Regions from separate parts of the Homo sapiens genome. Here regions 1, 2, 3 and 4 are each linked to region 5. Evidence: chromatin loops called from intact Hi-C (ENCODE). Cell type or tissue: mammary epithelial cell. All regions are shown on one strand.

What was found. Peaks named below come from ENCODE experiments on the same cell type or tissue, not always from the same donor. Only the 100,000 strongest peaks of a DNase experiment are listed, where the experiment ranks them.
Region 1: a loop joins it to region 5, with 8 times the contacts of the local background. A loop is called at or near these places in 5 of 110 quality-filtered maps.
Region 2: a loop joins it to region 5, with 20 times the contacts of the local background. A loop is called at or near these places in 15 of 110 quality-filtered maps.
Region 3: it touches region 5 in a loop (6-fold over the local background); 4 of 110 quality-filtered maps call a loop at or near these places.
Region 4: a loop joins it to region 5, with 6 times the contacts of the local background. A loop is called at or near these places in 23 of 110 quality-filtered maps.

The regions. Positions count from the first base shown.
Region 1 is chr2:62,409,613-62,414,612 of GRCh38, forward strand. No RefSeq gene overlaps it. Among named protein-coding and RNA genes, the nearest start is that of TMEM17, 94 kb to the right of the region's middle. RefSeq lists enhancers at 21-110, 351-430, 1,362-2,121, 2,393-2,582. In mammary epithelial cell, CTCF peaks have their summits at 592 and 2,647 (motif pointing left); DNase peaks (open chromatin) are centred at 2,599 and 2,989; H3K27ac peaks cover 449 bases.
Region 2 is chr2:61,991,727-61,996,726 of GRCh38, forward strand. The region is part of intron 1 of COMMD1 (copper metabolism domain containing 1); the gene reads left to right. Among named protein-coding and RNA genes, the nearest start is that of COMMD1, 89 kb to the left of the region's middle. In mammary epithelial cell, a CTCF peak has its summit at 1,893 (motif pointing right); no DNase peak of the experiment used is centred here.
Region 3 is chr2:62,503,009-62,508,008 of GRCh38, forward strand. TMEM17 (transmembrane protein 17) reads right to left here and starts at 3,187. Exons shown (of 4, transcript NM_198276.3): 1 at 3,022-3,187. The coding sequence starts at 3,121. It also overlaps the pseudogene RPL37P13. RefSeq lists silencers at 2,086-2,380, 2,718-2,887, 3,098-3,367. In mammary epithelial cell, no CTCF peak of the experiment used is centred here; DNase peaks (open chromatin) are centred at 2,943 and 3,083; H3K4me3 peaks cover 1,376 bases; H3K27ac peaks cover 1,908 bases.
Region 4 is chr2:61,915,490-61,920,489 of GRCh38, forward strand. All of the region lies in intron 1 of COMMD1 (copper metabolism domain containing 1), which reads left to right. Among named protein-coding and RNA genes, the nearest start is that of COMMD1, 12 kb to the left of the region's middle. RefSeq lists an enhancer at 1,664-2,164. In mammary epithelial cell, a CTCF peak has its summit at 2,555 (motif pointing right); no DNase peak of the experiment used is centred here.
Region 5 is chr2:62,772,371-62,777,370 of GRCh38, forward strand. All of the region lies in intron 5 of EHBP1 (EH domain binding protein 1), which reads left to right. Among named protein-coding and RNA genes, the nearest start is that of EHBP1, 69 kb to the left of the region's middle. In mammary epithelial cell, a CTCF peak has its summit at 2,888; no DNase peak of the experiment used is centred here; H3K27ac peaks cover 518 bases.

The sequences.
Region 1 (5,000 bases), 360 kb before region 5:
CTCTTCTAAGTATGTTAGAAATATGAAGTCATTTAATCCTCACAACAACCTGCCTAGGAAGGTATTTTTACAGATAAGGATCCTGGGGCACAGAGAGGTGAAACAATTTGCCCAAGGCCACACAGTGCATGAGTGGCAGGGCCAGCCTGGCTCCATGCTCTGCCCTGAGATGAGAATGGACCCAGGGTCCATTTAGTGAGCATTCTGTGCCACCAGGGCACTGTTTCTTGGCCAGCACTCCTGGGGCTGGACAGGGTTGTGTATGTTGGTTTGGGCTGGGGGGAATCCAGGGGTCCATGTCCAAGCAGGGCATCAGCTCTTGAGGAAGCAAGGCCATGGCCTTACTAGAGAGAACTTCGTCTTCCAGGGCCAATCTCCACAGTCAGCTGAGGGTCTGCCTGAGCCCTGCCCAGGGTAGGAGGGGCTCTTGTGCGCAGGCTCATACCTGCTTCCTCACCCCTGCCAGGTTTGCCCCTATGTTTCCCACCTTCCTGGACCAGTGCCCCTCAACTAAGGGCAGTTTTGTCCCCCAGAAGACATCTGACAATGTCTAAAGGCATTTTTGATAGTCATGACTAGAAGGCTGCTACTGGCATCTAGTGAACAGAGGCCGGAGATGCTGCGAAACAGCCTACAATGCACAGAACAAAGCCTCACCACAAAGAATGGTCTGTCAGTAGTGCGGCGGTGAGAAGCCATGATCTAGGCCCACCTCACGGCATCCTTAAGGCTGAGAACCCCTCCCGTGTGATCTGTGTCTTGTTACAGCAGGGGTCCAGCGTCCTTGGAGGGCCACACCCATCCTCACTTTGGCGTCTCCCAGAGGCTACAACAGAAAGTGAAGGACTCAGTTTGTACTGCAGCCTCAAGTTCTTGGAAATAAAATAAGGATGTTGAGGTCCTGGTAAATGTGGTGGCCATTATTTTGCATCAGGCTCTGTGCTGAGCACTTTATATATTTTATCTTATGTCATTCTCATAAGCCAGTCTGTGATGCTATTATTATCCTTCTTTTATAGATTGGGAAACTGAGGCTTTAAAAAAGTAGCTTGCTCAAGGTCACACAGCTAATAAACCTGGTGACAGTCTGCTTTCTAGCCTAACCAGGCCCTGGTATACATACTTAGGAAAGTAAACATGGTAAATGCCCAGGGAGAGCCCACTCTTGGCCTGGCTTATGTCCTCCCCTGGGATCAGCACCCCTCACTCCACAGCACAGTTGCAGCTGAAGCTCTCAGGGCCAGCTAATTCTCTTCCCCTCTCTGGTTCTTACAGAAGGAAGGGGAAGAGTACAGAGAAGCAAGAGTAGGGTTAATTTTTGTGCAGGGACAGTTAAGACAGAGAGGAAGGGGCAGGGAAGAGATGGACAAGGGAGGGAGGCCTGGGAGCTTTTTATTATTTATTATAGCAGGGGAAAGAATGGGAGGTTTGTTTCTAAGCCATAAATACTCTCCTTTGATCCCTGTGTCTATCAGAGATAAATTAGTCACTCTTAGGCCTCAGAAATTAATGACTGTCCTAATGATCACCCTAAGTGACCTTGCAGCATTCCTAATTCTCACCACTCCCTGCAAAGTAGCTGTGTCAGGGTTTGGCAAGGTTTGGGGATGAGGCAGGACTGAGCGGGATGAAGGTGTAATTTCATTCCTCAGCCCCAGCCTCACTTTGCAGAGATGAAATTGGCCTCTACTCCTAAGGCCAGAGAACAGTCAGAACCAGATCCCAACTTCTGGGCTCTGCCCTCCCTGGCTTTGCTTCAAGCACAGGGATGGGGAGCACTGCGTAAGGAAGCTTCAGGGCCCTGTGGAATTCTGACCTGGGAGAGGGTGGATCCCCTAGGGGTGTGCAGGCCTGCGAGGGGCACCTGAAAGCAAGAGGGCATTTGGATCAGGTTAACATCTGACCTCTCAGCAGGCCCTGCCCATTCAGACTGGGGAAGAGCTTTGAAGTTTCCTTTGTGTGATGTTTTCATGGCCCTGATCCTACTGTACTGGAATTAGCCCGAGGCCCTGCCCCTTCCCTGGAGATTTGTTCCCCAACTGCAAAAGTCTTAGAAAAATACCGCAAGCTCCACCCACCATCCCCACACCACTGAATGCTTTTTCCTTAGGCTAAAATACCAGGGAGGAAAAGGCCTCAGAACCCCCACCAGGAGACATTCTGTGCGTGTTTACAGTTTCTCAAGTGGAAAGCAAGGACCCCTGGAACCAGATCTGAGGGCAGGTGCTTCCCAGATAAGCATGTTATGGGGTGGGGAGGATGGAGTAAGGGAGGGAGAAGCAAGATTGTCCCTGGAGGCTTCCCAAGCCACGGGCCAGGTCCAGAACAGCAAGGCTGTGGGTTCTGGCCAGAGAGAAGAGGAAGCTGGTGAAGCCAGGCCTTCCGGCCGTGCTCAGTGAGCAAACCATTGTGCCTAGTGTGGCCAAATATCCATCTCGGGGATCTCTCTCTGAGCACCAATGGCTTCTCCTATACTATTGCTCAAGTCCACCATAAAAGCAGTGTTTAAAAACGAAGGGAGAGGAAGACAAAAGAGAGGAAAGCGGAGAGAGAAACGGGAGGAGACGGAGAGAAGCAAGGAATCCCAAACTAGACTGCTAGATTCTGCTAGATTCGGCTTTTCAGAGTAAAGACTCTGAGCAATAGTGCCATCTTGTGGCTATGAGTAGGAATTACAATTAGTTTTCTCTCTCTCTCTCTCTCTCTCTCTCTCTCTCTCTCTCTCTCTCTCTCTCTCTCAATCTCTCTCCCCCCCTCCCTCCCTCCCTCTCTCTCTCTCTCTCTCTCTCTTTCTCTCCCCCTCCCTCCCTCCCTCTCTCTCTCTCTCTCTCTCTCTCTCTGTCGTCTACTCATGGTGTTTGCAACTGCAGGGGCACAAGCCATGGATTTTGTTTCCACCCGAGACAATTGCCTCTCCCCCGACACCTACACCCCAAACTACTCCAGACTCTGCACCCTCTTCTACACACCTCTGGGGTGAGTCCACATTTGCCCAGTAGAAATACCTGCTATCTGATGTTTGACTCAACTCTAAGACTCATTCAACAAATATTTATTGTGCTTTTATTATGTGCCAGGCACTGTCCTAAGATCTGCGGACCTGACTATAAATAAAAATGTCTCCTTTCATGCACTTTACATTTTAACTAGGGAGGCAAATATTAAACACATACATGTAAAATATAATGGGATGTAGTAACAAGTGCAATAAAGGAAAATAAGGCAGGGGATTCAGGGCTATTTCAGATAGGGTAATTGATGAGCTACAACTTTTTTTTTTTTTTTCAGAGATAAGGTCTTGGTGTGTTGCCCAGGCTGGTCTTGAACCCCTAGCCTTAAGCAGTCCTCCTGCCTCAGCCTTCCAAAGTGCTGGGATTACAGGTGTGAGCCACTGTGCCTGGTGCAGTCGCAACTTTTATCAGCACAGATATCTGCTAATATCTGTGCAAAGGCATAGATGAGGTGAGGGAGTAGGGCAGGTGAGTATCTGAGGGAAAAAGGACCTACAAACACAAAGACCAAAGCCGTCTGTCTGGATCTTCCCTGAGATGTGACTCCAGAGTAGCAGCCAAAGAATATGACACTCAGGAAGTCATCTAGGGTTCGAGGTGCTAAAGCCAACTTTTTTCTTTTTCCTTTTTTGAGACAAGGTCTTTCTCTGTTACCCAGGCTGGAATGCAGTGGCGCAAACACGGCTCACTGCAGCCTTGATCTCATGGACTCAATTGATCCTCCCACCTCAGCCTCCCTAGTAGCTGGGACTACAGGTGGGTGACCCCATGCCCGACTAATTTTTGTATTTTTTGTAGAGATGATTTTGCCATGTTGCCCAGCCTGGTCTTGAACTCCTGGACTCAAGTGATTCACCCGCCTTGGCCTCCCAAAGTGCTGGGATTGCAGGTGTGAGCCACCATACCCAGCCTAGAGCCAACATTTCTCTTTTTTTCTATGCTTAGCATCCAAAGCTATCTTTATCAAAATCCACCTGCTAAAGCCCCCGCTAGGACAGCATGTGGGGAGGCTCTAGGCCATTCTGGATTCAGGACCTTCTGGCTCCATTCTGAATACAAAAGCTGACTTTTGACGTGAGAAATCTGACACACTCTTCACTCTCTGAGCCCAGGATTTTCTTTGCCAAAGAGCTGGGCTTCTTTCTGTAGCCAGTGGTGATCCCACAAGCTTGCCTTTGCTTATATCAAAGACTCCAGATCTCCAGTTGAATGTCTCCACCAAGACATCAGAGTTGAAATTAAAAAGAGCATTTCTTTCAGAGAATAAGCCCAAGCTTTGGAGATCTGGTTTGTACCCAGTCCCTGTTCCAGGCCAGCCTGCTCTGTCCCTTGCTCATTTAATTTTCTAGGTTAACAAACAGAGCAAAGTTTCCAGGTGTGCTTGCAGAATATCACCTGGAACATTATTTGGAGGAGAGAGGCAGGGTGCTGAGCTTTTTCTGAAGCTTTTTCTGAAGGCTTATATTCTGTAGGTCAGGGAGCCAGTTACTTACAAGTAAAACTGTCCCCAACAAGATTGCTCTATCAGGGCCCATTTGGGGTTGGCTTTTCTAGCATATGAGTCTAGCATATGAATCAGGCCAGGTGTGGTGGCTCACACCGGTAATCCTAGTGCTTAGGGAGGCTAAAGGGAGCCGGTTGCTTGAGACCAGGGGTTTGAGATCAGCCTGGTCAACATAGTGAGACTCCATTGCTACAAAAAATTAAAAAATTACCCAGGCATGGTGGCACGTGCCTGTAGTCCTAGCTAATTGGGAGGCTGAGGCAGGAGGATTGCTTGAGCCCAGTAGTTCGAGGTTGCAGTGAGCCGTGATTGTGCCACTGTACTCCAGCCTGGGTGACAGAATGAGACCCTGTCTCTAAAAAAAATATAAAAATTAAAAAAAAAGTATGAATCAAGTATAGCCTGAGTGGACTCTGGGTGGACAAGGGGACTGGTTTCATCTGGTTACTTGACTCAGAAAGTCAAAAATAGGCTGGGCATGGTGG
Region 2 (5,000 bases), 780 kb before region 5:
CATCATATTGGGATTGCTAGTTGGGGAATTACAAACAGGTTAGTGCTGTTTGAGTGTCAAGTGCGGGAGGCAGGAAGTTGTAAGACACTAAAAGATAAGCAGGGCCTGTTGTGTTGAGTTTGAACTTCATGCTCAGTGATTCTCAAACATATCCAGCCCAGTGTTTCTTTTTTTGTAGTAAATATTTTCTAATGCTCCTTTATGATCCTTAAAAGGAATTCTTATAATTCACATATAATAAAATTAAAACATAATTTCTAATATGATGTCATAAATGTAGTACAAAGGAAAAGTATAAGAAATCTAAACATGATTTGAAATATATATTTTAAAATATAAATGCTTAAGCATTATATCATTAGAACACATAATGAATTAATCAGATGCTTGTACCTATACATGGTATTACTGTGAATGCACAGCAACAAATGCAGGTATATAAAATGTGTTGTATTGGTAGGTAAGATATTTTAAATGGTATTGTCACTGGTAATGAGATTTTTCAAAATACTTAACATCCTATTTGTAAAGTTCTGACCAAGTCAAAGTACAAGTTGTATTAATTGCATTCCTGGAAAACTTGGTGTTTATTAAAACCGTGAAAAAATACTTTTTTATGTAAAACAAAATACTTAATTTTTAGGCTGAAGTAATTATAAACAGGTTTTTCCACACAATGTCAGATGGGACATTGCAAAGTCATGTGAGACACAGGTCTTTTTGTCCTGTGGGATGTTCTTGGTCAGGGGTCTGCAAACATCAGCCCACAGGTGGTCACACTGCCTGTATTTATATAGCCCATGAGCTAAAAATGGTTTTTACATTTTTAAAGAGTTGTACGAAAAAGGGAAGAATATGCAGCAGAGGGTTACAACTTTTACAGAAAACTTGCCAACTCCCGTTTCTTGGGTATTGAAGGATGCCGAACATCCCTAGCTCATGCTCACTTAATGCGAACAGCACTCCCTCCAATCACTGTGAAACCAAATGTAGCCTCCACCATTTCTCAGGTGCCTTTGGGAGGGCAATACTACCTGGTTGAGAACCACTGTTTTGGTTTATCAGTTTTCAAATTTTTATTCCTCTGCGACACATTTAACAGATAGTAATACATGCATAATATAGTTCTATGCAGAGTTCCTGTGTTTTTAATTTTCTTTTTTTCTTCCATTCAAGTAAACAATTAAAATGAGGGAGGTAATTGTTTAATATAAGGATACTTTGAAAACCCTCTGATTTATACTTATAAAAATCTTTACAAACATTAATACTTGTACTACTACTACTGCTAACTATATTATGTACAACTTACCTTATACCTCATAGGAGAGTGCTTCACACCATCCTGCCTGACCACCACTGAAGCAAGTAATAGTCAGCCATGGGATAACTTTAAACAAGCAAGTGCCAGCATCCTATATTTATATTATAGATAGATCACTTTGATAGTGGTATAGAAGATAGACTTGAGGGAGTCCACACTTAGTTTAGGTTCAAGATAGTGAGGGCTTCTACCAGCTAGTAGGGACAGATCAGAGGGGACATATTATTAGAGAATTATTTCAGATGTAACAATCAGTAGAACTTGACAACTGAAAGTTACAGGCATTTGTTTTTCTTTTTCTTTTCGAACTCATTTTACTGCCAGAGGCATTTGTTTTTAACACTTTGTTGCCTGCCAGAATCACTTTGGAAGCTTTTTAACAATACCAGTGCCTAGGCTTTACTCCATAATTCCTGGAAATCAGAATTTCTGGGATAATAGCTGGGCGCTGATATTTTAAAATTGTACTTCAGGATTCTAATGTGCAGCCAGTGTTGAAAACCACTGATTCAAGATGTGGAAGAGAGAGAAGAATAAAGGATGAGTACCAGGCTGTCAGCCTAGGCTGCCAGTAGATGGAAGTAGTGTGCTGTGAACAGTATCTGTTTTATGGTAGCTATTCAAATATTTCTTAAGTGAAAATTGATGACTTTGAACCTAAACCAAAATCAATTTCTCATTTAATTTTTGATTGTTCTAAATTTGGATGAATTGACCCTAGTTCAAGATATTATTGACTGGAACCCAACCAAAATAACTTTTGTCACAGATGAAATTATATCAGAATGGATATCTCTTGATATTATTTGAGAAGAAGAATGATACAAATTACCTGAGTTGTGACATAATATTGTGAAGCAAGGTGTCAGTGGAAATAATTTGACTTAATTATAGTATATTATACAAAATAATTCCTTCCTTCCTTCCTTCCTTCTTTCCTTCTTTCTTTCTTTCTTGGCGGAGTCTCGCTCTGTCACCCAGGCTGAAGTGCAGTGGCGCAATCTTGGCTCACTGCAACCTTCGCCTCCCGGGTTCAAGCGATTCTCCTGCATCGGCCTCTCGAGTAGGTGGGATTACAGGCACCTGCCACCACCCCCGGCTAATTTTTGTATTGTTAGTGGAGATGGGATTTCTCCATGTTGGTCAGTCTGGTCATGAACTCCTGACCTCAGATGACCTGCCCACCTCAGCCTCCCAAAGTGCTGGATTACAGGTGTGAGCCACCACGCCCAGCCTGTATTTGTATTGATTGGCATAGCCAGAGGTTTGGGGTCCTGCTATCTGGTAAATAGGCAGATATTCAGTAAATGTTTATTGAATTGTAATGTGAAATATCTTTAATGTACCAGAAAGTTGTAATATTTACCATATAATTTTTTATATTAATGAAGAAATGAAAGACAGCTTGTTTTTCTTTCAGCTCCAGTCTCACTTGCTCTGCCTGTGTTCTACTTGGTGTTGTTACCTTTACATTCTTCTGTTCCCACTGCCACCACCCTCTTTTAGTCAAGACTCTTGGTTCCAAATGATAGGAATACAGCTTAAATTGAATAGTTGATGGAATTTTGGGTTGTCTGTAGGAAGGATGCTGAGATAGCATTATAGAATTGCAGGAAGGCCTGCAGGAACTAGGGTCTTGGGAACTATAAAACAGGGATATCACCCCATTAAAATCCACTCTCACTTCATTCTATTTTCTTGCAGACATGCTTTTGCCAAAAGGTCCAAGAAAATGCTGTCTGTAACTCCAGCCTCATGTCCTTCTTATACTATGACCCAAAAAGACAAGATCATTTCTCCTGCCCTAAATTGGGACCAGTCAGTGCGCCCAGAGAAAGGAGGATATTGTGATCTGTCTGGTTTGGAGCTTATGCCAGTCCCCATGGCCACTAGCAGATAGGGGCATAGCAAAGAAGAGGCAAGGGGAGGCTTACCCTGGGGACTAAGTTATTAACTGCTGCTGTCCTCTCCTAGGCTCCATTGCCCTAGCCCTCTGAAAATTTTTCACTTCAGTCCAACTACTTACTGTTATCAGATTCAGCTTAAAATTTTTTTTTCATTAAAAACATTTTTAAAAGAGAGACAGGGTTTTGCTGTGTTTTCCAGGCTGGTCATTGTCAACCTCCAGGGCTTGAACAATACTCCTGCCTCAGCCTCTGGAGTAGCTGGGACTGCAGGCGTGTGACACCACACTGGCCAGATTCAGCGTTCTAAACCACACGTTGCATCATGATTTCCCAGTTACCTAGCCTTTAGTGGCCCCTCATTACGTATATATAACAATGTCTAAACTTGATGTACTTTAATCTGGCTCCAGACTGCCTTCTCAATCTTATCTCTCAGTTTTTCTATTCACTGTTAAACTGAGCTAGTTGGCCTTCTAAGTTCTGAGAACACTTACATATTCCTCACTCAGTCATCTAAACTTTAAGTAAAAAATTTGTGGTAATACTCTTCAAATCATTGTTTGATGTCTCAGGATCTCTGAAGGCCAGCAACTGAAGCATTGTAGCTACTCATTAGGGACTGGCATCTCTGTATCATTGTTGACAGAATGTACCAGTTTACATTTTTTTCAGTGGTAGTGATACCGAGTCTACTTCTCTGTGTAGTCACTTGTGACAGCTAATCAGAGGGAAACCTGGCTTAACTGTTGAGGCTTTGGCCCTGCACTTATCTCATGGTGCTTTCAGAAAAATCAGTTGACTGCTTGAAGCTTCAGTTTCCTTTTCTGTAAGTTGAGAGTGAAGAGCACTATAATACTATCATCTACCTCATTGCCTTTGAAAATTGATTATGAGGGTCAAGTGCAGTAATACAGACATACCTCGGAAATACCTTGGGTTTGGTTCCAGGTGGCCACAATAAAGTGAATAATGCAATTAAGCGAGTCACATGAATTTTTTTGTTTCCTAGTGCATTAAAGTTGTGTTTATACTATACCATACCATATCATACTACACTATATTAAGTGTGTAAGAACACTGTGTCTTTAAAAGCAGTATACATACTTTAATTAAGGGATACTTTATTACTATTCAAGAGGCTGAAGTCAGAGGATTACTTGAGCCCAGGAGTTTGAGGCTGCAGTGAGCTATGGTTGTGCTCCTGCACTCCAGCCTGAGTAACAGAGACCCCATCTCCCAAAAAAAACCTAAAAACTTTATTGCTAAAAAATGCTAATGATTACCTGAGCCTTCATCTAGTCATATTCTTTTTGCTGGTGGAGGGTCTTGCCTTGATGTCTTGTTTTTGTTTTCTAAATGTGTGTGTGTGTGTGTGTGTGTGTGTGTGTGTGTGTGTGTGTCAGAAGTGGGATTTGAATTGCCTTGATGTCAGTGGCTGCTTACTGATCAGAGTGGTGATTGCTGAAAGTTGGGGTGGCTGTGGCAATTTCTTAAATAACACAACAATGAGATTGTTGCATCCGTGGACTCTCCCTTTCATGAAAGATTTCTCTGTAGCATGTGATGCTGTTTGATAGCATTTTACCCACAGTAGAACCTCTTTCCAAATTGGAGTCAGTTCTCTCCAACCCTGCTGCTGCTTTATCAACTAAGTTTCTGTAATGTTCTAAGTCCTTTGTTGTCACTTCAACAATGTTCACAACATCTTTACTAGGACTAGATACCAAGAAACCACTTTGTTTACTCCTCCATAAGGAGTAACTTCTTAT
Region 3 (5,000 bases), 270 kb before region 5:
TTATTTTACCATTTTGCCATTACAGTCTTCTGACTTTTTGGCATATACTACTGGTATAGATTTAATGTAGAATATCAACATAAATCCTATTCAACAGATAATTATCATTGCCTCTTTTGTAGAATTCTATGTAAATAGCATATAAAATTAATGCATAAAATAAATAAAAATGAATCTCCCACAGATAAACTAATCTTATACAAAAACGGATTACCAAGGTTATAATTAGACACATCTCTCTTTTCAGCATACCCTAATCTTAGCCATTCTTTAAAGTCCAATTCAGTGTCATCTTTTCCATCAATACTTCCTTCATCAGTTCCCCCACCTCAGCAGAAATACCTTTCCCCTTTAGGTACTTACCACTCTAAACTGTCAATAAGAAGTGCTAGCAAAGAACCACACTCCCCTCCCCAAAAAACAGTCTGGTGTACTGAACAGATCATGGGCTTCAGAGTTCAAGCAAATCCGAGCTCCCCAAACCTCTGTGACCCTGGATGTCAGACTTGACATGAATTATTTAAACTCTTTGAGCTTCTATTTCTTCATCTGTAAAATAGTGAAATTAAAACTTCCTCACAGGCTGTTTGTGAGAATTAGAGCCAATATAAATTATTTCATCCTAGCACTGTGCCTGGCACACTTAGTAGGCACTCAACAAATATTAGTCCTCTTTCCTTCTTCTCTTCTACTTATCTACAGGCTCATTGCAAGCACACACCATGTCCTACCCTAATTTGAGACCCTCATAGAATCTAGCATCTTGCTTTCCACGCAGTGAATATCAAATACACATAAGAATGAATTAATGAAAGTATACTGTCATAAGGACATTACTAGCATAGCCATTTGTGATACATGAGTTCCATTTACCTAAGGTTGATTCCATAACACTTTCTGCTTTTATGTAAGAGAGCAGGGTCCTAGATTAAGAATTTGATTTTTAAAATTGAGCCCTACAAAATACATCCTAAATTTGACTAAATTCTTAAGAGCAGACACATATATTGAAATCAGTTGCTGTACACGTAAGATTTTAAAGGCTCTAAAATAAATGTCTTAAAAACATTATTTTCTCCTTTTCTCCATAGCTGAGTGTTTTTATCTGTCACTTAATTATTTTAAAATATAAGAAATAGTCATGGTCTCTCACAGCAAAATAGTTTCTTTTAGCTCCAAGAATATGCCTGATTATTATGATCTACTTTTGCTTGCAACTGTTTATTAAATTACCACTGATAAAGGAATGAATTCTTAAAATCTGTTAAATCTGAAGACAACTCACCAGCCTAGGATCTTTTCGATAGCAACAGTACAAAGCTGCGGACATGGTAATGACATAAACTTGTTATTACAGTACAAATAATCAAACCTACTTCCAATCCACAAAGAAGAAAATTTGGGAAAGAATAATAAATTGGGCAAGCTGAACATTTCAGTACCTTTGAGAAGAAACTGTAGTCAAATTTTGCAAAGAATGGTTTTCATGTTAGAAGTATTGTGTGTTAACATCTTAAAGGTTATGCTATGTCCATATTTCAGCAGATCAAACTTATAATCATGGAAATGAAAATCAAATTAATATGTAAATGAACCTTAAAAGCGTAAGACATAAACTTACTAAATTTTGCAAAAGTTCAAGTTGAGTTCTGTAAATGGAATTTAAATTAAAACATACAATATAAATCAGGGATAGGTAAACAACTGGCCAGCTGCCTGTTTTTGTACAGTCAATGAGCTAAAAATGTTTTTTCACGTTTAAATGGTTAAAAAAGTAATATTTTTTCCACACGTGAAATCCATATGAAATACAAATTTCAGTGTCCATAAAGTTTTATTGGAACACAGCCCTGCCTATTCAATAACTATTGTCAATGGCTGCCGTGGAGACCATATGGCCTACAAAGTCTAAAATATTTACTATCTGGTCCTTTTCAGAAAACGTCTTTTTACCTTGTATTATCAGACGTTAGTGCTCATTAAGCCTCATCCTTGGAACCAGAAACGTGAAAACCTATTTTTTTCACATTTTTCTCTGTACATCCTAAATCATAAAGGCCTACATTTGGGAAATAGGCAAGTGATCAAGGTGACAAAATGCAGCTTTGGGAACTGCCTTTACTTTTCTCTGTCCCTTTTAAAAATTCTCTAAAACCAAGCAGAGGAAAAGATTGATATTTCCCAGCAGAGTTGAATGATGAAAACCACATGGGTTTGGTTGACAGTGTGTTGTCTACCATCATGATGTAGGAGGAGGAAACTGTTCTGGAGGAAACTGTGTTATCACTTGACATCAAGTTAAAGGACGCAGAAGCATCATGGTATTTTGTTACCTTATGATAAGAGTTACATATAGGGGAGGAGGAGAAGGCAGGGAAGGGGTGAGTTTTGTTGAACGCCCGGCTAGTATGGCACATGCCAGTGGGAGTGGATGGTGGTTTGAAAGGACTCATTAACTTTTTTTTTTAATGTCTTCTACGAGAAAATGGCCTTGCTTAGGAACATACTTGTTCTGCTAGGAAAAGGGAAAAGGCAAATTTGTTCCCTGGGGTGGGGGTGGGGACGGGGGAGGTGGGATTGCTTGGGCTATTCCTCGTCATCCTGGACAGAAAAGCCGGGGCGGGCGCCGCAGAGGCAAAACAACTTGGGCCTTCGCTCTCGCGGCGCGCGGGGGACCAGCCTGTGCAGCAAGGGCGGCTTTTATCTTTTTATTTTTGGGGTTTCTCCGGGACAATGATGGGCCTTGCGCGGCACAGAGATCGGCCCCACGTCAGCTGCCGCGCTTGCAACAAGCTGGCCAGGGAGCACCACGCGGAGACCAGGCCCGGCCGGGGGCGGGAGGCCGCCAGCGCCTCAGCTCCCTGTCCGGCCCGGCCCCTCCTCCAAGGCGCTCTCCCGCACTGCGGAGAACTGGCTGAAGGCGACATCGCCATTTTAGGTACGGGCAAATTCTGGACGCTCCAAAATCCACGCCAAGCCCTCGGCAGGCCACACCCCCTGCACCGGGCCTCGGTCACTCACCCGGACCCTCATTGGACTCTGGACCGGTCCGATTGGAATCACTGAACACGGCCCGGCTGAAGTTTCCCAGCCGCTGGCGCACCGGATCCGGCAGCTCCATGCCTGGGCCTCAGTATCCCTCACCCCCTCAGACACGGGCTAGTCTGCGGGCGCTCCGAGGCTCCGTGGTTCCCACGGCAACCGGGCGGCGCGAGGCCGGCGGGACCCGGGAGCGCGCGGGGCTGCCCGGCTGGGCTGGGTCTCGTCCGGAGCCCGCGCAACCTGGAAGGGACCGGCGCGCTCAGAGCGCGTTCCAGGCCCAGGGAGCCGCGCGCCTCGGCCGTGTACAAAACGGCAGATCCCTTAGTTCTGCTTTGAGCTCGACCATCCTAAAAACAAACCTATACTAAGAAATGAGCTGGGGTTGGACTGCGATACAAGGAGCCCTCACATTTGCCAGTGGAACTGTAAATCGGTACAACCTTTCTGGAGAGAAATAGAGAACGAATGCAGAGCTTAAAGAATGTCTAGAGGTGTAGGGGTGTGTGTGAGAGAGAGAGACATCATGTGACTGATTATTTTTTAATAAGAAAACAGCAATGGGCAACTGATTAAATGTACTGGAGCACATACATTCAATGGAGTATGTTTCAGCTGCTTATAAAATGCTTGCAAAGGATATTGAATGGTATAGTTTAACTTTATGTAAAAATACAGCAGAAATAAAACTAAATGAGAATGAACCTAATTTAGCAAAATTTATGTGTATGAGTGGAGGGGAGGAGAGAGCGTGTGCACACTGGCTTGAAAAAAAGAACTGGAAAAAAGTCCAAAATGTTAACAGTCGTTTTCACTGGATAGTGGGATTGTAGGTGATTCAAAAATTTTTAAACGTCTTATTTTCTAGCTTTCTCTCAAGATATATTACTTAAAAAAAACTAAGTGTAATACACATACAGAAAAATTGTACACCTTTTGTAAGTAATATATATTACTTAAGAAATAAGTGTAATATATATACATAGACTGAAATCTGTATGTGTAATCAGCACCCTGTTCAAGAAACTTTACAATATTCCCAGAAACTCCCCCTTCCTATTTCCTTTCAGTCACTAAACCCACTCCTCACTCATAACTGACCTTTCCTGAATTCTAACAGCAAAGGAGAGTTTTGCCTTTTTTTTTTTAAATCAGAACATTTATTGTGTGACTAATCTAAAATTTTTTTTTTTTTTTTTTTTTTTAGACAGAATCTTGCTCTGTCACCCAGGCTGGAGTGCAATGGCACAATCTCGGCTCACTGCAACCTCCGCCTCCTGGGTTCAAGTGATTCTCCTGCCTCAGCCTACCGAGTGGCTGGGATTACAGGTGCCCGCCACCACACTCGGCTAATTATTGTATTTTTAGTAGAGACAGGGTTTCGCCATGTTGGCCAGGCTGGTCTCGAACTCCTGACCTCAAGTGATCCACCCGCCTTGGCCTCCCAAAGTGCTGGGATTACAGGTGTGAGCCACCGTACCTGGCCTGAAATTCTTAAGATGAACTGGATGCTGCAGCAGCTGTCCTCTTGGGTTTAGGTGGCATTCCTTTAAAAAATCCATGCCTTAACCTGCTGTACACAATTTTTAAGTGCCTCATTCGACCAGTCCCACTGGTATATTTTTTAGCCTCGGCACTCCAATTATACTTTATCTTGGCTTGGGAGGGTAGCCGCGTTTGCCACAGGCGGACTTTTGAAGGAGTTAGAGTCACAGGGCAGCACTAGCTGTGCATCTTATCGCACCACTTTCTAGATGATGACACTCCCTTTGTCATCTTGCTTCTGTTTTGCATATTTATATAAAAGCAATCATACTGTAAGTACTTTTTTAAAAAACTGGCTTTGTCTTCAACATTACTTTCATGAAATTCCTTCATGTCATTGAGTGTAGATTCTTTTGCCTTGCTCTTTGTGATCATACCACAATAAGCTTACTCATTCTACTGTTGATGAGTGTCTG
Region 4 (5,000 bases), 860 kb before region 5:
GATTAAAAATTTCTTAAGAGACATAGTCTCACTCTGTCACCCAGGCTGGAGTGCAGTGGCATGATCATGTCTCACTTGCAGCCTTGACCTCTTGGGCTCCAATGATCCTCCCACCTCAGCCTTTTGAGTAGCTGAAACTGTAAATGCTCACCACCATGCCTGCCTAATTTTTTTATTTTTATCTTTTTTTAGAGACAGAATCTCCCCATATCGTCCAGGGTGGTCTCAAATTCCTGGGCTTAAGCAACCCTCTCTCTTTAGCCTCCCAATTGCTGGGATTACAGGTATGAGCCACCACGCTTGGCCTTTTATAGCCTTTATTTAACTTATTTATTTTATTTAGTTTTTTTGATTATTAAAAATAAAATAGAGATGGGGTCTTATGTTGTCCAGGCTGGTTTTCAACTCCTGGGCTCAAGTGATCCTCCTGCCTCAGCCTCCTAAAGTGCTGGGATTACAGGCATGAGCCACTGCGCCCAGCCTATTTATTTATTTATTTGAGACAAGGTCTCACTATGTTGCCCAGGCTGGAGTGCAGTGGTGTGCACATGGTTTACTGCAGTCTTGACCTGTCGGGCTCAAGTGATTCTCCCACCTGAACCTCGATCTACAGGTGTGTGGCACCACTCCTGGCTAAATTTTTTGTATTTCTTTGTAGAGATGGGTTTCACCATGTTGCCCAGGCCGGTCTCAAACTCCTGGACTCAAGTGATCTTCCTGCCTTGGCATCCCAAAGTGCTGGGATTACAAGCCTGAACCACCACACCTGGTCTCTTCTGGCCTTTTAATTGAATTTTTCATTTAATCATGTTTTAAATTTCCAAGAGTTATCTTCTCTTAAGAACAATATACTACTATGTTTAGCCAACAGCCTTTTCTTTCTTTCAGACACAAGGTGGAGTATACTGTACATAACTTTCTGCATTTTGCTTTTTAAATTTTATTTATTAAAGATGAGGTCAAGCTCTGTTGACCAGGCTGGAGTGCAATGGCGTGATCATAGCTCACTGCAGCCTTGACTTCTGGGGCTCAAGCGATCTTCCTACTTCAGCCCCCTGAGTGGCTGGGACTACAGGTGTGTGCCAACATGCCCGGCTAATTTAAAAAAAAAATTTTTTTTAGCGACAGGGTCTCCCTATGTTGTCCAGGCTGGTTTTGAACTCCTGGGCTCAAGTGATCTATCCACCTCGGCCTCCCAAAGTGCTGGGATTACAGGCATAAGCCACCATGTCTGACCTGTATTTAGCTTTTTAAAAATTTAATCGTCTCAACTGTGATTTTAAAATGCAGTATTTGGAATGTAGTATTAGGAATTTAGTCCATTTGTACCCAGCACTCGAAGTTCTTTTTAGAGGATTTTGACAAACATTTTATTGCTAAGACATTTTGGGGTATGATGTAAATTGTGAAGAAGTTAAATGCCTTCATTTAACCTCTTTATATTTTAAATATTCCAGTAGTTTGGTGTTTTGCATATTGTAGTATTATTTTAAAAGCATAATTTGATCCTGCTTGCTAAATACCTGGGAAATTTTTATGGAAAGCAATTGCAGTAAAAACAGAAGCTTAGAAGTGCATTTGGGGCCGGACACAAAGGCTCATGCCTGTAATCCCAGCACTTTTGGAGGCCGAGGTGGGTGGATCACTTGAGGTCAGGAGTTTGAGACCAGCCTGGCCAACATGATGAAACCCCGTCTCTGCTAAGACTACAAAAAAAATTAGCCGGGTATGGTAGCGTGCACCTGTAATCCCAGTTACTGGGGAGGCTGAGGCAGGAGAATCGCTTGAACCCGGGAGGCGGAGGTTGCAGTGAGCCGAGATTGTGCCACTGTACTCCAGCCTGGGAGACAGAGCCAGACTCCAGTTTAAAAAAAAAAAAAAAGTGCATTTGGTATCAAGTTTACAAAATGGCTGAAGTTTACTATGCGTTAGTGATGAGTTTTTTAAAATCAAAGAATGGCATTATTAATGAATGGTATTAATATTATCATGTATTACCTTTTTGATATTTTAGAGTGAATTTAAGAAGAAACTTCGCTCATACTTTTTTTTTTTTGAGACGGAGTCTCGCTGTGTCTCCCAGGTTGGACTGCAGTGCCGTGATCTCGGCTCACTGCAAGCTCTGCCTCCCTGGTTCACGCTATTCTTCCGCCTCAGCCTCCGGAGTAGCTGGGACTACAGGCTCCCACCATCACGCCCGGCTAATTTTGTTTTTGCATTTTTAGTAGAGACGGGGTTTCACCGTGTTAGCCAGGATGGTCTTGATTTCCACTCCTCGTGATCCGCCCGCCTTGGCTTCCCAAAGTGCTGGGATTACAGGCGTGAGCCACTGCGCCCGGCCTCGCTTACACATTTTGGATAACATATGTTAATAAGAAGTTAACTTGAGTATAAAATAATGGATGTAGAATATATAGTCTTAAAGTGTTTATATTAGGAAACAGAAGAGACTGGTAACTTTTGACTTCTTAGGTCATACTTTTAGGTTTCATTTGTATTCTGTCTACATCCTTAACTATAAGCAGTAATTCTGTTTTTCTACTGTAGGTGGCAGTGGAATATTGGCTTGCCAATGCACTGATAAAGTATGCTAGAAGCAACATCATGTTGAAATGTTCTTTCTCTGGAATGTTTCTAGTTCAGAAAATGCTCAAAAGTTGGCTACTCAACAATAAAAATTTATTATCCAAAAAGATGTCTAAATATTTGACTTGATATTTTTAATTTAGAAATACCATTTTCTGGAAAATTTAAAGTTCTATAAATATATTCCTTTTAGTTCTCTAGTTTTTAAGCGACTAAGTTTTGCTAATTTCACTGAACATTTTTGAGACTTTAGATGGTAATACATGAGACATATTATTCATTCTCTGAAGAATAGACAAATGACTGATGTTACTTTTTTATAACACTGGACGTCATATGATAAAGCAGCAATTGCAGATTACCCACCTGGGATTTGTAGAGTATTTTAATAGACTCAGGTGACCTGTAATGAGGCCAAATGTCCTGTAAATCTTTTTTCTTAGTTTAGGGCAAAACCCATTCAATTAATCTATTTTTGGTTTTCCTTTTCTCAAAGCAGCTATTCTGGGCCTGGAAACTTGACTTGGGTTAAAGGAGTGGCTGGGTAAGGAGATTTTAAAGGAAATGTTTATCTTTGATTTACCTATTAAATACATACTAAACCCCTAATATGCTGAACCTTGCTCTATACACAAGGTAAATGTCACTGTCCCTATCTTATATATGATAAATGCCATGAGAAAGGTATAAATGATGCAGTCTGGTGGAGTGGATCCTTAAACTGCAGAAATATGAAAAAAAATCATGATTTTTTTGTCTTAATAAAACACCCACATTTTTAGCTCTATCTTAATGTAGAATGCAGTTTTTATAAATTTGGACTTCTGTTATGTGGTTCATCTTTGACAAAAATTTATGTTTCAAGTAAATGTTTAAAACAATAATTTTAGAAATTTGGAGATGGTTTCTGTTACCTGTGCTTTATTTGTAAGATTAACTTTTTTTTTTCTTTTGAGATGGAGTTTTGCTCTTGTTGCCCAGGCTGGAGTGCAATGGTGTGATCTCGGCTCACCGAAGACTCTGCCTCTCAGGTTTAAGCGATTCTCCTGCCTCAGCCTCCCGTGTAGCTGGGATTACAGGCATGCGCCACCATGCCCAGCTAATTTTGGATTTTTAGTAGAGACAGGGTTTCTCCATGTTGCTTCAGGCTGGTCTCGAACTCCCAAGCTCAGGTGATGTGCCCGCCTCGGCCTCCCAAAGTGCTGGGATTACAGGCGGGAGCCACCGTGCCTGGGCTCGGCCTCTTTTTTTTGTTTTTGAGGCAGCGTCTTGTTCAGTCTCCCAGACTGGAGTGCAGTGGTGCCATCGCAGCTCACTGCAGCCTCTGCCGCCCGGGCTCAAGCGATCCTCCCACCTCAGCCTCTCAAGTAGCTGAGACTACAGGCATGCACTACTACACCTAACTAATTTTTGTATTTTTTTTTTTTGTAGAGACAGGGTTTTGCCATGTCGATCAGGCTTCATCGCGTTTTTTTTTTTTTTTCATTGAGTAGAGAACCAGTTTTTATCTATTCACAGACAGGTTGATTTGACAAGTTTTATATAGTTTAATTTGGCTCAGCTTTGTCTTTACAAATAGATTGTGAGGTAGGAACTGGTGCCCTGAGTTTTGCTTCTTTTAAATGCCTTTATAACAGAGAATTGTTTTGCTTTAAAGCTGCATAGCACATAACTAAATAAATTTGAATATTTTCCTCCCTAAGTTGTATACCTCTACTATTGTCTCGTCTTTTACAGCTTCTCCAATAGTTCTTTAAAGGTCTAGTACAGACTGGGTGCAATGACGCATGCCTATAATCCCAGCACTTTGGGAGGCTGAGGTGGGAGGATTGCTTGAGGCCAGGAGTTCGAGACCAGCCTGGGCAACATAGGGAGCCCCTGTCTCTACAAAAAAATAAAAAAAATCAGCCAGGCATACTAGCCCATGTCTGTGGTCCCAGCTACTCAGGAGGCAGGAGGCCAAGGATCACTTGAGCCCCAGAGGTTGAGGATGTGCAGGAGGATCACTTGAAAAAGATCTAGTACAGCTAGTGCAGTATTTTTCTGTCTTTTCTCTTTTTCTTTATTATTATGTCATTTAAATTTCCACAGGCTCAGGAATATTCTCCTGTTTAGACCTATGAATTTCAGCTGGTAGTAGGGCTATGGTTATAAGAGATGACCTCTAAGCAATTCTGATTCTTGAGCAGTAATTTTTTTTTACACAAAAATGTTAATTTTTACAATGAAGTTGGATACTATGCTAATCAAGTACTCTTTCCCAGGAGAAGGTTCAATGGACCATCAACAGTACTGCAGAGAGAGTTCTAAAAATAAAGAGGGAAAGAAAGAACATACTTTTTTTTTTTTTTAAACTTTGTAATTGCTTCTGGAGACTCTCCCACACTTACATTTCTGAGTTGGCCAAAAGTGTT
Region 5 (5,000 bases):
ATGTTCATTTACTGGGAATTAAAGAAGACAGCCCATCCAAATATAGTGATTAATAATGTAGGCTTGGAATTCTTGGAAAATCTGTCAAATAAGGGAGTGGACATAGGATGAAATGGAAAATATGTTAACATTCCTTCTCTCCAAACATTTATTAATATATTAGATTCACAGAAATCTAATGAAAATAATACAGATGACAGGAGTCAGGTAAACCTGATTTCAAGTCCTGTCTCTTCTACTTACAAGCTCTGTGATCACTGGGAAATTTCTTAAATTCTCAGTCATACAATTATAGGGTTGCTTGAAGATTAAATAATTTTCAGTGAATATTAGCTTTTACCATTGCCATCATCATCATGACTGTTCATCGTGATAATTGTTAAAGTTCTAAAATGTCTTTATAACAGGCTTATCACATGCTTTGTGTAATATTCTTCCTTTCTATGCCTGACTTTGGTATGTATCTCAGTGACAAAAGGAATTTTTTGTTTATTCCCTGGCAGTAACTGGGCCATGTTTAGGACTAAAGAGCTGAGAAGTTTGGTAGTGAGATCAGGTCCATTATAGATTTACTTTCATATTATGAAGTTATGAGATTTCAGAAGGATTGTGAAATTGCTATATTCTTAATGCATGGGAAAGAGCACAGATGTACATGTTATGACCAAAGCATTTGAAATACATTAACTCAAGAGAATACACTAATTTATATACTCTAAATTAGGGCAACTGTCATAAATTATGAACTATATCAAAAGGATGAGTTTATGTAATTAAACCGAAACGAGACAAACAAAACAAAGGAAGTGCTATATTCTCACCTGGAAGATAGACGAGAATGGGGTAGATCTCCCTCTTCAGTTTTCAGGAGGACATTAATTTCTTTCTGCCAATATCAACTCCTGTATAGTGAGATTTGAGAATAATTTTTTTTTCTCTGTCTAGGTGTATTAACTCTTTTTACCTGCTCTGGAAAATCTAGGCCAGTTTTCTGAGATGTGTACAGGACCCCTACTTGCATAAGTAGATTTAACGAGGGAAAAGTTTTATTTCATTCATCTCTGTATCTACCACAATTTTTTTTTCAAACCATACTACCTTTGGGGTAGTAGCTTCTCAATAAATATTTATTGAAGGAGTGAGTGAATGAATGGTATAGTTAAACTCTGTGAACTGTTATAAATCCTGTAAGGATTATTCTTTTTAAGAGAAAAATACCTGTAATCCCAGCACTTTGAGAGGCCAAGGCAGGCAGATTGCCTGAGGTCGGGAGTTCGAGCCCAGTCTGGCCAACATGGTGAAACCCCATCTTTACTAAAAATACAAAACAATTAGTTGGGCTTGGTGGCGTGCGCCTGTAATCCCAGCTACTCGGGAGACTGAGGCAGGAGAATTGCTTGAACCAGGGAGATGGAGGTTGCAGTGAGCCGAGATCGCGCCACTGCACTCCAACCTAGGTGATACAGCAAGACTCCATCTCAAAAAAAAAAAAAAAAAAAAAAAAAAAAAAAAAAAGAGAGAGAGAAGAATAACGTGAGTAACATCCATCAACTATACAGAAGAAAATTTGAAAAGTAGACCCTAGAGGCAGTAAAACAGCATGTGAAGGATCCATATGCTGTTACAGTAGGAGCTCTTCTGATCAACTTTATTGAACTTGCATAAGCCAATCTCATGAGATTTGTCTGTATTACCATCTGTGGGATTAAATATTCTTAGGCTGGGCATAGTCTCTCACACCTGTAATCCCAGCACTTTGGGAGGCCAAGGCGGGTGGATCACTTGAGGTCAGGAGTTGGAGACCATTCTGGCCAACATGGTGAAACAGCGTCTCTACTAAAAATACAAAAATTAGCCAGGTATGGTGGTGCATGACTGTAATCCCAGCTACTCAGGAGGCTGAGGCTGAAAAATCACTTAAACCTGGGAGGCAGAGGTTGCAGTGAGCCAAGATCGTGCTACTGCACTCCAGCCTGAGCGACAGAGCAAGACTCTGTCTCAAAAAGAAAAAAAAAAAAAAGAGAGAAAAGAAAGGAAGAAAGAAATGTTCTTAGACATTTTCTTTAAACCAAAATTTGATATAAGTAGACGTTGCATTTTTCAAGTATTAGCAGTTTGCTTTACTTGACATAATCTAATGAGAGATTTTTAACCTTTTAAATAGATGATTCAGTATTCATTCATTCAGCACTTAAGTATTCATTGAGCGTGTATTATGTGCTAGATACTGTTCTAGGCATTGGAAATGGTGGTGTATAAAACATATGATTCAAGACCAGCCTGGGCAACACAAAGGAGACTCAGTCTACAAAAAAATAAAAAAAATTAACTGGACGTGGTGGCATATGCTTGTGGTCCTGACTGTTCAGGAGGCTGAGGTGGGAGGATTGCTTGAGCCCAGAAGGTCAAGGCTGCAGTGAGCTGTGATCGTGACACTGCACTCCAGCCTGGATGACTAAGTGAAACCCTGTCTCAAACAAAACAAAACAAAAAAAACCAGATAACAAGTTAACAAATCTCATCGCTGTGTAGTTTACACTCATATGTGTGTGTGTGAGAGAGAGGATAAAAATTACTGTATGAAAGATTTAGTATGTTAGATAAAATAAATACATAATGTATGCTAAATATATATAGTAGGTTACATAAATGCTCTATGGAGAAAAAAGGAAGAGGGATAAGGATCCCCCGTCTTTATGATTACATAGTTATAATGAGCCACCTTATTATTTCTAAAGTCTCCAAAAGAGAATTGGGGTATGCTTGTCAAATTTATTTAAAATATATTTTAATAAGAGAGTTGATGAAATGAATATTGTAAGGTATGGGAAAGTTTTAAAATAACCTTGGCATTCTATATATAAACCTCTCCTAGGTTATAGCTCCCCTCAGTGGTGAATGATGAAATTGACTTTTGCTGATCATTATGTAGCAATAACATGTTACAATGTTATACTTTCCCTTACATTTTAATGTGCTTTCACATTTCATGCAAAAGAATTAGTGAATTTCAAAGAGCTAAAGTTCTTCTCTTTGTCTTGTAAAACCTCGGTTTTGTTAGAAATTCTGTTGGTATATTGTCCTGACACTGAAAAGGTATGCTCTTTGAATGGAATTGTAATACCTTTCTTTTCTTTGCACATTGTGTTACAACCCCACAGTTAATAAAGAAATGTTGAGACTTTAACCGTAATGTCCAGTAGTAGCATTAGTAACAAAGAGTGAAGTTATATTTAATATAAAATATCCCAATAAAACAGAAGTCTCCAAATATATATCACTGTAACAAATTTATTGGACCCTTACTATGTACCAGGTACTATGTATAATAGAATGCTTTATACACATTATCTCATTTGCTCATTATAATAACTCTGGTGTGAGTCAGATATAACCCTATTTTACAGGTAAAGAAAGTGAGGTTTAGAGAGGTTAAGTAACTTGCCCACAGTTATATAGCTAACAGGTTGGGATTTTATCCAGTCTTGTCTTTCTCCAGGGCCTTTGCCCTTAACCCCTACTGCAATAACTAGCTACCTTAATAAGAAAGATGAAAAGAGATCATTTGAAATTGTAGAATCATAGGGAAGCTTTTAATCAGTCTTCTGTAGTGGTAAGTCTGTGAAGAATATATGTATCAGATTAGTGAAGGTAGTCTTTAATTATTGTTTATATACAGTTTAGAAGTTATTTGGGTTAATTATTTCACTACTGTTAGACATTATAAAATGGAATTCTAGAATTTATCAGTCACTAGAATTCTTAATATTTTTTCTCAAGGCAACCTTACTGCTTCTTTGTGCAAATTGACATAATGCTATTTTCATTTTATTGGTTCTCTTGTTTCTGATTTCTCCGTTTTGTCTGAGCTTTCTTCTTTGGACCAGAAACTTTAGAGTTGAAATTTTAGAGGTGGTTCTGCCACTTACTGGCTATGCAACCTTAGATAAGTCATTTAATATTTCACAGCTTCCATGTAGTCATGTATAAAATGATGGTATTAATATCTACTCCACAGGTTATTGAAGATTGGAAATAATGTATGTAAAGCATCTAGCTTGGTAAGGAGTAGCTATTTTTATAATGTTCCTTTCTAGAGGACACAGAAGAATATAAAGGAAAGAAAACTAGATTTCTAAATTTTATTGTTGCAGGATTTTAGTTTTTCCATTCCTTTCTACCACTTACACCTCTCAATGATTTCTAGACTTTACTGTTATCTCAAAGCAATGACAAGGCAACTTGTAACATCTCACTTGGACTAAACTTAAAATATTTTTCTTTTTATCTTTTGATTTAGGATATCTTCCCCTTATAAATTTAATCTAGGATTAACAACAAGTATTTCTTTTGGATCATTTACAATCCATTTACTTATTAGTGTAGATAAGAATGGATACTATAAAACACTATGTTTCATTTTTATCTACTGTAATAGAATAACATCTGTTCATCCAGACAGTTGACATTGTAGGGTTTTTTAAAAATATGAAGCCACAACAGTTATATTTAGGAAACAAAATTTTTTTTCTCTTCCTGGTGTTTTAGATTACCCAATTAAATCCAGAACCATTACATTTGTAAATTATATCCATAGGTTTTAGTTTCTTGTTTTTACATTTGAGACAAGGTCTTGCTCTGTCACCCAGGCTAGAGTGCAGTGTTGTGATCATGGCTCACTGCAACCTTGAACTCCTGGGCTCAAGCGATCGTCCTGCCTCAGCCTCCCCAGTAGCTGAGACTACAGGTGCACACCATTATACCTTGCTAATTTTCTATTTTGTAGAGACGGAGTCTCCCTTTGTTGACTAGGCTGTTTTGAACCGCTGAGCTCAAGCAGTACTCCCACCTCGGCCTCCCAGAGTGTTGAGATTACAGGCATGAGCTACCACACCCAGCTGGTGTTGGTTTTTAAAATCTAAAAAAATTTATTTTTCTGATTCCACTGTTTTATTTTAATACATTAAAAGCATATTGATGAAAGGCACCAATCAGATTGA